Regions from separate parts of the Homo sapiens genome. Here region 1 is linked to region 2. The links are chromatin contacts, found by Hi-C or POLR2A ChIA-PET in ENCODE. All regions are on one chromosome and are shown on one strand. Each heading gives the region's core, a stretch centred on a gene start or an enhancer-like site at or near the end of the contact. The rest is flanking DNA. Distances are from core to core; before and after follow the strand shown. Region 1 has its middle 36 kb from the start of FAM161A. Region 2 has its middle 140 kb from the start of FAM161A.

Region 1 (5,362 bases), core at 2,763-5,262, 98 kb before region 2:
ATATTTTCTAGATGTGCCCATCACCTAATGTCAAGAATTATCAACTCACAATTAAGTTTATTTCTTCTATATTCCCACTCTCTAGCCCCTAGTTGTTTCGAAGCAAATCACAGACATATTTCATGTATAAATATTTCAGTATAGATCTTTAAATGATAAAAACTTTCCCTTGTTACACAGCTCTAATACCATCATCACACATACAAAAAGAATAATACAAAAAAGAATAACCCCTTAATACCAGTTACCTAGCAGTGTTCACATTTATCCTACTGTCTCTTAGGTGATGTTCTTCAGTGTCTTCTTTAATGCCAGCAACAAATACCTTTTTCACAGTTAGGTGGGCACCTGGTCTTTGAGAACCTTCTCTTGAGACAGCCCTCTTTGGTTCCACAGCTCTCCCATCCACCTTGTGTGGCCTTGCATTCATGGCTGCATCCACCTCCTCCACAGTGGCATAGGTGACAAACCCAAAGCCCCTGGAGCACTTGGTGTTGGGATCTCTCATGACCACACAGCCTGTGAGCATTCCCCATTGCTCAGAATGGCTCCTCAGCCTCTCATCAGTCGTTTCAAAGCTCGATCCTCCAGTGAAGAGCTGCCACAGCTGCTTGGCTGTTTAGGAGACTGACTTAGACATGACAGCAGTGGGAAGAGAGATTTTAATGATGCTTCCTGGTGGCGGCCACGGACAGAAGGTGGGTGTCTATTAAATGCAGCAGAACACAATTCCTAATTTAAGAGGTATACCCAACACATCATTAAATATACTGTATAAAGTAGCATTTCTGAATTTCCACCAGCTACATGTGTCTGTGATGTACAGTGAGGTCCATCATTTACTTCTCTTAGAAGAATGCTTTTTCCAAGACAAAAAATATCCTCTATGAGGAAAAAATGCAAAATAAGACATTAACATTGTATAATAGAAAAAAATCATAAATGAGCCTTTCTCAAGCAAATAACAATATTCATTCATCTTGAATGCTAATAAAAAGAAGATGGTATACTTCATTATGAAAATAAGTTATCTTGTTGCACTATAATAATGCTCAGATGGATGAAAAAACCCACAGCATCCTTTTGCTAACCCTAAAAGTTATGTTCCTAAAAACCATGCCAAGAGTGTGTGGTTGAGGAACTGCAACACTTCATGGGAAACAAAAACAAGAATCAAAATAGGACAGGAGGAAGCCTGACAAAGTCAGTGCAGTTAAAAAAAATGTTCACTAATATAGAACAGTCCACTGAAGATAATGTCAATGACATTAATGTACAATTAATTGTTTTTTGTTATTCCTTGCTCATCACCACATTTTCAGGACTTTTCTTTCTACCAGACTTGAATGAGATTTTGTTGTATTGGCTTTTTTGTTTTGAGACAGAGTCTCACTCTGTCACCCAGGCTGGAGTGTAGCAGCGGGATCATGGCTCACTGTAACCTCTGCCTCCTGGGCTCAGTGATCCTCCTTCCTCAGCCTCCTGAGTAGCTGGGACTACAGGCATGCGCCACCACCATGCCCGGCTAATTTTTGTACTTTTTGCAGAGACAGGTTTTGCCATGTTGCCCAGGCTGGTCTTGAACTCCAGGAATCAAGTGATCCACCCATTTGATCAGCTCCCCAAATTGGTGGGTGCATTTAGTTTTGATAGCTCTTTAGTCTCTTTTTGTCTAGACAGCTCTCTGCCTTTTTTGTCTTTCATTTCATTGTTACTTTGTAAGAGTCCAGGCCAGTCATCTGTAGCCTGGCATGTAATTTAGATTTCTCTAATTGTTTGCTTAATTGGATTCTGGTTAAACATTGTGGGCATGAATACTACCTAACTAATTTGTGTACTTTGTATGACATTAAGTGGGGAGGCACAGAATGTCACTTTGTTGCATTATTATTGACACTAAATTTGATCACTTGGTTAAAGGGCTATCCATCAGTTCTCTCCATTGTAAAGGCACTGTATCCCTTGATGCTTAAGTAACCGGGTAGTGTCAGGGGGATACTTGACACGGTGTGAACATCCTGTTCCCCAACACATTTTACCTAACAGTTTTAGTATTCCTTGATGGTCTTCACCTGAATAAGTTATTATGCTGGGGGTTGCAAAATGGTCATTTTCTAATTCTATTATGTGTTCTATATTAGCTGATAGTCTCTGTAAAGAAGAGCTTCCCAGTCTCTTTTATGTGAGGTATCATCATGATGCACAAATTCTTCATTTATTCAATGTGTTATAATGTGTTACCATCATTAAAATTTTTAAATTATGCTCAAATTGTCCTAAATTTGGCCAGTGGGAGCCCCTACAAGCTGGTTTGTGTGTTTTATTTACATCTTTCCCTCAGTCTTTGTGCACTTTCTTACTTTCTGGAACAAGAAGAAATCCAAGGATCATCTTGTACTTTCTCTGACCCAGCCCTGGCATTGGCCATTTATTTGACAGACCCTGAAGCCTTTTAATGGAAAATGGTCTTCAGAAATTAGGATCCAGCCAGGGACGGTGGCTCACACCTGTAATCCCAACACTTTGGGAGACCGAGGCGGGTGGATCACTTGAGGCCAGGAGTTTGAGACCAGCCTGGCCAACAAGGTGAGATCCCATCTCTACTGAAAATACAAAAATTAGCCGGGCGTGGTGGTGGGCACCTGTAATCCCAGCTACTCAGGAGGCTGAGGCAGGAGAATTGCTTGAACCCAGGAGGCAGAGGCAATGAGCCAAGATTGCACCACTGCACTCCAGCCTGGGCAACAGAGACTCCAACTCAAAAAAAAAAAAAAAAGGATCTGAATGTTAGGTATACTCATTGTTACTAGGTGTCATTGTTTCTAGGTCTGGGAAACATATATGCTTCTTGTTTTGGTTTGGTTTTGGTTTTGTTGTTTGTTCCAGACAGGGTCTTGCTTTGTCACCCAGGCTGGAGTGCAGTGTAGAATCACTGCAGTCTCAACCTCCTAGGTTCAAGCGATCCTCCCACCTCAGCCTTCTGAGTAGCTGGGACCACTCCTGCAAGCCACCGCACCTGCTAATTTTTAATTTTTTTGTAGAGACAGGGTCTCACTATGTTGCCCAGGCTGGTCTTGGTCTCCTGAACTCAAACCATCCTCCTGCCTTGGCCTCCCAAAGTGTTGGGATTACAGGCATGAGCCACCGCACCTGGCCTATGTTTCTTTGTTTTTGAAAATGTTGGTTTAACACTTTGTGATGAAGCAACTTGAAGGATTTGTCCTAAGCTGAGTGTATCTCAATGCTGGGCTTGAATGTCTGTCATGCGAAAAAGAGACTCCACCAGGCTCTGTGCTCAGGATCCAGTATTCACATATGGTGAGGTTTGTTTTTCATTACAGTGAATGTAAATCCTTATTTCAATAATCTTCTTGATAATTTTGAATTTGTTGGCTTAGTCCAAAGTAAGAATTGGTTAGATCACCATTGTTTTTCCTCCTAATATGGCTGATTAAGAGCTTGTACCAGGTACAGAGAAGCATTCTTGCATTTTCTTGTTTCCTTGTGCTGTGTTAATAGTATTATCTTCAGTCTGAGGTTTCTCTGCAGGATTTTCTTTTAAAGCCGCTTGTCTGTTTTGTGAGGACTGGTTTTGGAAAGCTGCTAATATGATCTGTGAAGCGACTCACAGGGCACACACAACCTGAGGGGCATGGCCAAATTCCATGCGAAGAAAGCGAAGGGCCCTGTCCCCGCGTGGCACTTGACCGTCTGCCATCTGACCGAGAATGGATCATGTGAGCAGCCAGTGACAAACCACATATTAAATCTTGGTAAAGCTTTATTTCTTTTTTAGATAAAGTTAGTATAAATGTTCTACCTATTTCAGTTTCGAATTGCAGTTTCTTTCTGCAGCAAATGGAGCATATTTCTCCCCTCCCACTCCGGGTGTGTGACTCCACTTGGAAAATGCCTGCTTGGGGCCCCTGCAACTGACTCCCAGCTGCTTTCCCTGCTTCCTCTCTGGCCGATGCAGCCAGTGTGGCTAGAGTGAAGAGTGACTGCAGGAATGTGATTGCCGAGGCAAGTAGGGCAGAGAATGAAGGGTCATTTGCTCCAAGTTAAAGTACACACAGGCCAGGGCCGTGGCTCACACCTGTAATCCTAGCACTTTGGGAGGCCGAAGTGGGAAGATCATGTCCAGGAGTTCGAGACCAGCCTGGGCAACATAGCAAGACCCCCCCGCCCCGCCGTCTCTACAAAAAATACAAAAATTAGCCACATCTAGTGGTGTGTGTCTGTGGTCCCAGCTACTCAGGAGACTGAGGCGGAGGATTGCTTGAGTCCAGGAGGTCAAGGCTGCAGTGGGCAGAGATTGCACCACCACACTCCAGCCTGGGCGACAGAGCAAGACCCTGTCTCAATTAAACAAACAAACAAACAAAAAACCCTCAGTTTACAGTAGGGCAGGGTAGAGAGAGAATAAATCCTAACTCCCCAAACCACCATTTCCCCCAGTGTCAAGATGATACTTGTAGATTTGGGCAAGGGTTGAAGGGATGCTTTTGTTGTCAGTCAAGGTCAGAGAGCTAATGTGACCCAGGCAGTGGGAGGGTGAATGTAAGGTAATAAATAAAGTGAAAAAAGTGTGTTCACAGGAGTAAGACTTCTATGCATAGCTCAGATGTGGAGTTTCAGAACAAATGCATCCTCAGTATGGAGGTGTGTTTGAGTTTATGCTATGGGAGAAAGCCAACGTCAATGGAGGTCTCACTGCCACCCAAAGATCCAAGCTTACCTCCTCTCAGGGAGTGGGGATTGTGGGGAAAGCAAGCAAGACTTGAGCTTAGGAAGCCTCTCTGCAGAGCCAGCAGTAACTGGTTTAGGGCTCAAGAAAAGACATTGATTTTCCATAGAAGCCTAAGGATGAAAAATTTGCAAGACACAGAAAAAAGGGATAGGCTTTCAATTATTTTTGTTGGGAGGATTGGTTTGCTTTGGGTAAAAGGAGGTAGACAGTGGACAAGGAGGGACAAAACATAGGGAGAGAGGCCAGGTGTGGTGGCTCACGCCTGTAATCCCAGCACTTTGGGAGGCTGAGGTGCGGGGATCACTTGAGGTCAGGAATTCAAGACCAGCCTGGCCAACCTGGTGAAACCCAGTCTCTACTAAAAATACAAAAACTATCTGGGCATGGTAGCACATGCCTGTAATCCCAGTTATTTGGGAAGCTGAGGCAGGAGAATCGCTTTAACCTGGGAGGCGAAGGTTGCAGTGAGCTGAGACCGCGCCACTGCACTCCAGCCTGGGTGACAGAACGAGACTCCATCTCAAAAAAAAAAAAAAAAAAAAAAAAAAAAAAAAAGACACATCTTTCAGGGTGGACACAGAGGATTTTTCTAGTAAACAGCAGACACTTTGC
Region 2 (5,170 bases), core at 82-2,581:
AAGCATATATTTGTGCTTTCTTTTCATTTATTCATGTTATATCATGAACATACTCCCATGCCATGAAATATAGATTCTCATCATTATTTTCAACTGTTTCATGGTATCCCACTGTATTGCATCCCATGATTTATTCAGTAGTTTCTGTACTGATGGAAACTTATGATATTTCCAAGTGTTCACGACTATAAGCAATGTAATAATGAACATCTTTGTACTTAAGACGTTATACATTGTGTGGTTTATTCCAGATAATAAATTCACAGAAATTGGCTTATATATTTCTAAGATCCTTTGGGTATATCACCAGTTTGTTTTGTTGTTGTTGTTTTGAGACGGAGTCTTGTTGTGTCGCCCAGGCTGGAGTGCAGTGGTGTGATCTTGGCTCACTGCAACCTCCACCTCCTGGGTTCAACCGATTCTCCTGCCTCAGCCTCTCCAGTAGCTGGGAATACAGGCATATGCCACCATGGCCAGCTAATTTTTGTATTTTTAGTAGAAACAGGGTTTCACCATGTTGGCCAGGTGGGTCTTGAACTCCTGACCTCAGGTGATCCACCCTCCTCAGCCTCCCAGAGTGCTGGGATTACAGGAGTGAGCCACCACGCCTGGCCACAAATTTGTTTTTTCAGTATGAGACTATCCCCACCTAGGGTTTGGGTTTCAAAATCCTAATTAAGTTTCTTTATTAAGGCTATTTGGAAGCCAAAGGCAGAGACTCATGACTTTTAGAAAATTGAAATATAGCATATGTAAAGTTCACATGTCAAAAATGAGCTTGATAAAAATTTATAAAATGAACACACACATAAAACCCAGATTAAGAAACAGATCATTACCAAAACCATCTCCTGCCTCCTTCTAGTCCCTACACACCACATCCATTTTCTTCCCAGAAAGCTCCCAGCCAGTGTCTGAGCACAGCCCAGCATGGCACTCCTCTAGGATTTTCTCAGAGCTACACCTCGACCTGAGGCTCTTCCTGCTCAACCCTCCTTCCTTTCTCCTCTGCGTTTACAGGTGTCAGACCTGCACCATGGCCTAGAGACTTTCTCCGACTACTCCCACTCCTTTTCCCTCGTCCTTTACCAGATACTACCCACAACGAATCTCTTGCCCTTCTAACTTTGCCTTGATGTCTGCCTCCCTAAGAACCCATCAGCACAGTTGGTCCTGAAGGCAGTCAGAAACAACAAGCTCTGTTTGGGGACTGGACCGCGTGCTCCCAGCTGGCAAGGAGAACCGCATCCCAAGTGGTATGTGGGCAGGGATAGTCCCAGTCACAAGGGCTATCCCAGTTGCTAAAAATACTATCAGTAGTGACTTGAGAGTGACATCCCAGTGGAGAATACACTGGCTAGTGATAGGATTCAAGCCCTGGAAAGCATGGGGGCCTGGGGGAGGGGAGGCACCTCACACAGGAAAGATGGAGTGAGCTGATTGCTCAAAAGCTGCATTGACATCCTACAGAACAGCAGTCCCCCACCTTTTTGGCACCAGTGACCAGTTTTGTGAAAGACCGTTTCTCCACAGACTGGGGTGGGGTAGGGGAAGGTTTCAGGATGATTCAAGTGCATTACATTTATTGGGCACTTGATTTCTATTATTATTACATTGTAATATATAATGAAATAATTATACAACTCTCCATAATGTAGAATCAGTGGGAGCCCTGAGCTTGTTTTCCTACAACTAGCTGTCCCATCTGGGGTGATGGGAGACAGTGACAGATCATCAGGAGTTAGATTCTCATAAGGACTGTGCAACCTAGATCCCTCACATGCACGGTTCACAATAGGGTTTGCACTACTATGAGTATCTAATGCCGCTGACCTGACAGGAGGCAGAGCTGGCGGTAATAACTCGCCTGCCTTCACCTCCTTCTGTGCAGCCCACGGGTCCGTGGCCCGGGAGTTGGGGATCCCTGCTACAGAGGAAGCATTGCAAACAGAGGGCAGTCAACAAACAGTTATGGCTAAGTGTGAGAAACAGACGGTCTCTTCAGCAGTTTACAGGGTGAAAGAGCTAGCACAACTAAGGAACAAACTCAGGATCTGAGAGTCAGGGTCAAAGTTCCCCAAAATGGCTGAATGTCTTTCTGAGCATTCAGGTCTGTTGTGCCCCGGATGGGAACATCTGGGGCCCTGAAACATAGGATGGGAAAATCTGGGTGGATGCCCTGAAAGATGGTGTATCTGCAGACTCCCCAGTACCCCCAGAATCTGCATAGGTGGCCCACCCCTCCCTGTGCAAAAATACACTGCAGAGGCCTCTTCCCTCCAGGCAACTGGTGTCCCTCTGAGAAGCTGTGCCCACTTTCTCTCCTGGCTGCCAGCTCGATAATTCGGGGTAATCCCAGCATAACTTTACTGGGGACATTTGGGCCTGATAAGGGCACTAGTGTCCCTACCTCAGCTCACACCCGTGGCCCTGGGGAACATCATGACCAACTGACGGAGGAAGAAACTCCTATGCTTCGTGTACTGGTGGGTCAGCTCAATGTACAAATACAAGCTTTGTCATTGGAATGGGGACAATGGGCAGGTGAAGGGGGTGGCCGCAGTGGCAGAGACAGAGGCTACGTGTGGACCCAAAAGCATGGACTTCACTGACCAAATCTGACCTTGCCATTGCTGCCTTTGAATATCCAACCTCGCAGCAACAGAGAGCAACGTTCAGCCCTGACGCAGCTCCATTCCTGGAGGAGACTCACTAGCAATACGTTGACTAATTGGGCCCCTTCTGTCCTGGAGAGGCAGAGTGTCATTCTCAGATAAACAGACACTGATTCGAGTATGGATTTGCTGTCTCTGTCCTCAGAGCTGCAGCCATTACCACTATCCAGGGGTTTATAGAGTGCTTGATCCACAGGCATGGAATCTCATACAATATAGCATCTGACCAGGGGATCCAGGTGCTATAGGCTGAATGTTTGTGTTCTCCTAAATTCCTATGTTGAAACCCCAACCCCCAGGGTGATGGTGTTAGGGGGTATGGTCTTTGGGAGGTGGTTAGATCATGAAGGCAGAGCTCTCATGAATGGGCACAAGGGGTGGCTCATGGCAACCACAGATAGGTGCACTGTTTGCATTTCCCTTCAAGAAAGAACTGAATGATCAGCTGCAAGGAGAGTGGTCAGCTGACAGCCTCCAGTTGCAGCACCTTTGGGACCCGCTGCAGTATTTGAGCTGAGGCCATGCTTTTCCCCACTCCTGCAGTCCCAGCCAATGACTGAGTACGGCAAGCGGCCACTCAGCACCCTCCCTTATGTTTGGGAACTTGTTACCCAAATCCCCAACCGCAACCACGGGATTCCAACAGGAGCAATCATGCTCTTATATGTCCTGATTCCCATGGTCAAAGTTGAACTTGTATAAGGATGAATGCCCAGGCTGGGCCACTCATAGTCCTTCCCCTGGCTGTTGTTGTTGTTGTTGTTGTTGTTGTTGTTTAAACTATAGTCGAGAAGAACATCTCTCTAGTGCAGGAAGTTGCAAGAGATAGCCTTGGTAGTTGTTGGTTTCTGGCCATATGAGGACTCCCATCTGCAGTGAATGAGAAAGAAACCAACACACACAGATGCACAGAGAGGAGACAGAAAGTGCCTGTAGTGGCTGGGCATGGTGGTTCACGCCTGTAATCCCAGTATTTTGGGAGGCCAAGGCAGGCGGATCACCTAAGGTTGGGAGTTCGAGACCAGCCTGACCAACATGGAGAAACCCTGTCTCTACTAAAAATACAAAATTAGCTGGGCATGGTGGCGGGCGCCTGTAATCTCAGCTACTTGGGAGGCTGAGGCAGGAGAATCACTTGAACCTGAGGGGTGGAGGTTGCGATAAGCCCAGGTGGCACCATTGCACTCCAGCCTGGGCAACAAGAGCAAAACTCTGTCTCAAAAAAAAAAAGTGCCTGCAGTATCAGAGCTCTAAGGTCCAGCTGTACCCAGCTCTCCTGGGTTTGATTTTTCTAATCTTTTCTAATATTGGGTAAGAAGTCCGGTATGTTTCCAATAAACATTTTAATTGGAATCAGCTGTCTATCACGTGTGACCAAATAAGTTCTGACACACATTTAGAAGTATCCTACACCTATTTTATATTGATAGTTAATATAGAGTGAGTTGATGGTTTATTATGTTCTAAATAATGGGCTAAGCACTTTACATATATGAATTCATTTAGTCCTCCAAGCAACAATATGAGTCTCTTCTCTCTCTGTTATTTCTCCCAATTTACATATAAAGAGACTGAGGCTAATTTGCTCTAGAATCAAGGCTACTACATAAGGTATTTTAGCACATGACCTTATAATGTGGGCTTCAGAAAGCAGAAACTTTGGAAAGTGCCATCTTCAGTGTTTTAGTTTCTCACCCGGTGATGACATCTCTGTTTTGCAGCATGAGCAAGACAGGTTTGCAGCTGCAGGCATCCTGCAACCTCTGCTGAGGGTTGAAGGACCATTTTCAGGAATAAGGAGAGCAGCATAATACAGAAGCAGAACTGATCATTCCCTACATATGCGCATTTTGGAAGCTTAAAATGGGATTCAAGATTGGACAAGCATGAGTACTTACATGGTCAGAACATATACATTGGGACAATCCTAGATATCTAAGAAGTAAGGGTATCAGGGGTACCTACCAATAGATAGCTCTCAATACAGATTCCTGGAAGGCCAAATCCTTCCCTCCCAGAGGCCTGGAATCCAATGTCAGTGAGTCACTCCTTTATGTGAAGCATCCACATGACCTCTGCTCTCTTTTAAAATTAATCTCTGAGGCCAGTCAGGGTGGCTTATACCTGTAATCCCAGCATTTTGGGAGGCCAAGGTGGGAGGATCACTTGAGGCCAGGAGTTCGAGGCCAGGAGTTCAAGACCCGCCTGAGAAACATGGTGAAACTCCATCTCTACAAAAACTACAAAAATTGGCCAGGCATGGTGGGTCACGCCTGTGGTCCCAGTTACTGGGGAGGCTGAGGTGAGAGGACTGCTAGAGCCCCAGAGGTGGAGGTTGCAGTGAGCCAAGATTACACCACTTTACTCTAGCCTGGGTGACAGAAGTGGAGTAAAAAACAGACAATGTCTCAAAAAAAAAAAAAAAAAAAAAAGGAGTAGTAAAAGGTGGGGAAAGGCCTCTCCAACCCCACCACTAAGTGGAACTTCTGTTAATA

What was found. A loop is a pair of places that touch in the nucleus more often than their neighbours do. ChIA-PET counts read pairs that join two places held with the same protein, here RNA polymerase II (POLR2A).
Region 1: a map of endothelial cell of hepatic sinusoid shows a loop between it and region 2 (5-fold over the local background). The contact joins two enhancer-like sites. A Hi-C loop is called at or near these places in 1 of 168 maps with a recorded cell type or tissue (endothelial cell of hepatic sinusoid). POLR2A ChIA-PET finds 5 or more read pairs at or near these places in 3 of 52 experiments (HCT116, PC-9 and activated T-cell).

The regions. Positions count from the first base shown.
Region 1 is chr2:61,815,479-61,820,840 of GRCh38, reverse strand. It overlaps a transcript of FAM161A not described here. Among named protein-coding and RNA genes, the nearest start is that of FAM161A, 36 kb to the left of the region's middle. Within about 2 kb of position 4,012, at least 2 of the 41 ENCODE cell types and tissues checked have a DNase peak (open chromatin) inside an H3K27ac peak, as active enhancers do.
Region 2 is chr2:61,715,257-61,720,426 of GRCh38, reverse strand. No RefSeq gene overlaps it. Among named protein-coding and RNA genes, the nearest start is that of FAM161A, 140 kb to the left of the region's middle. Within about 2 kb of position 1,331, at least 4 of the 41 ENCODE cell types and tissues checked have a DNase peak (open chromatin) inside an H3K27ac peak, as active enhancers do.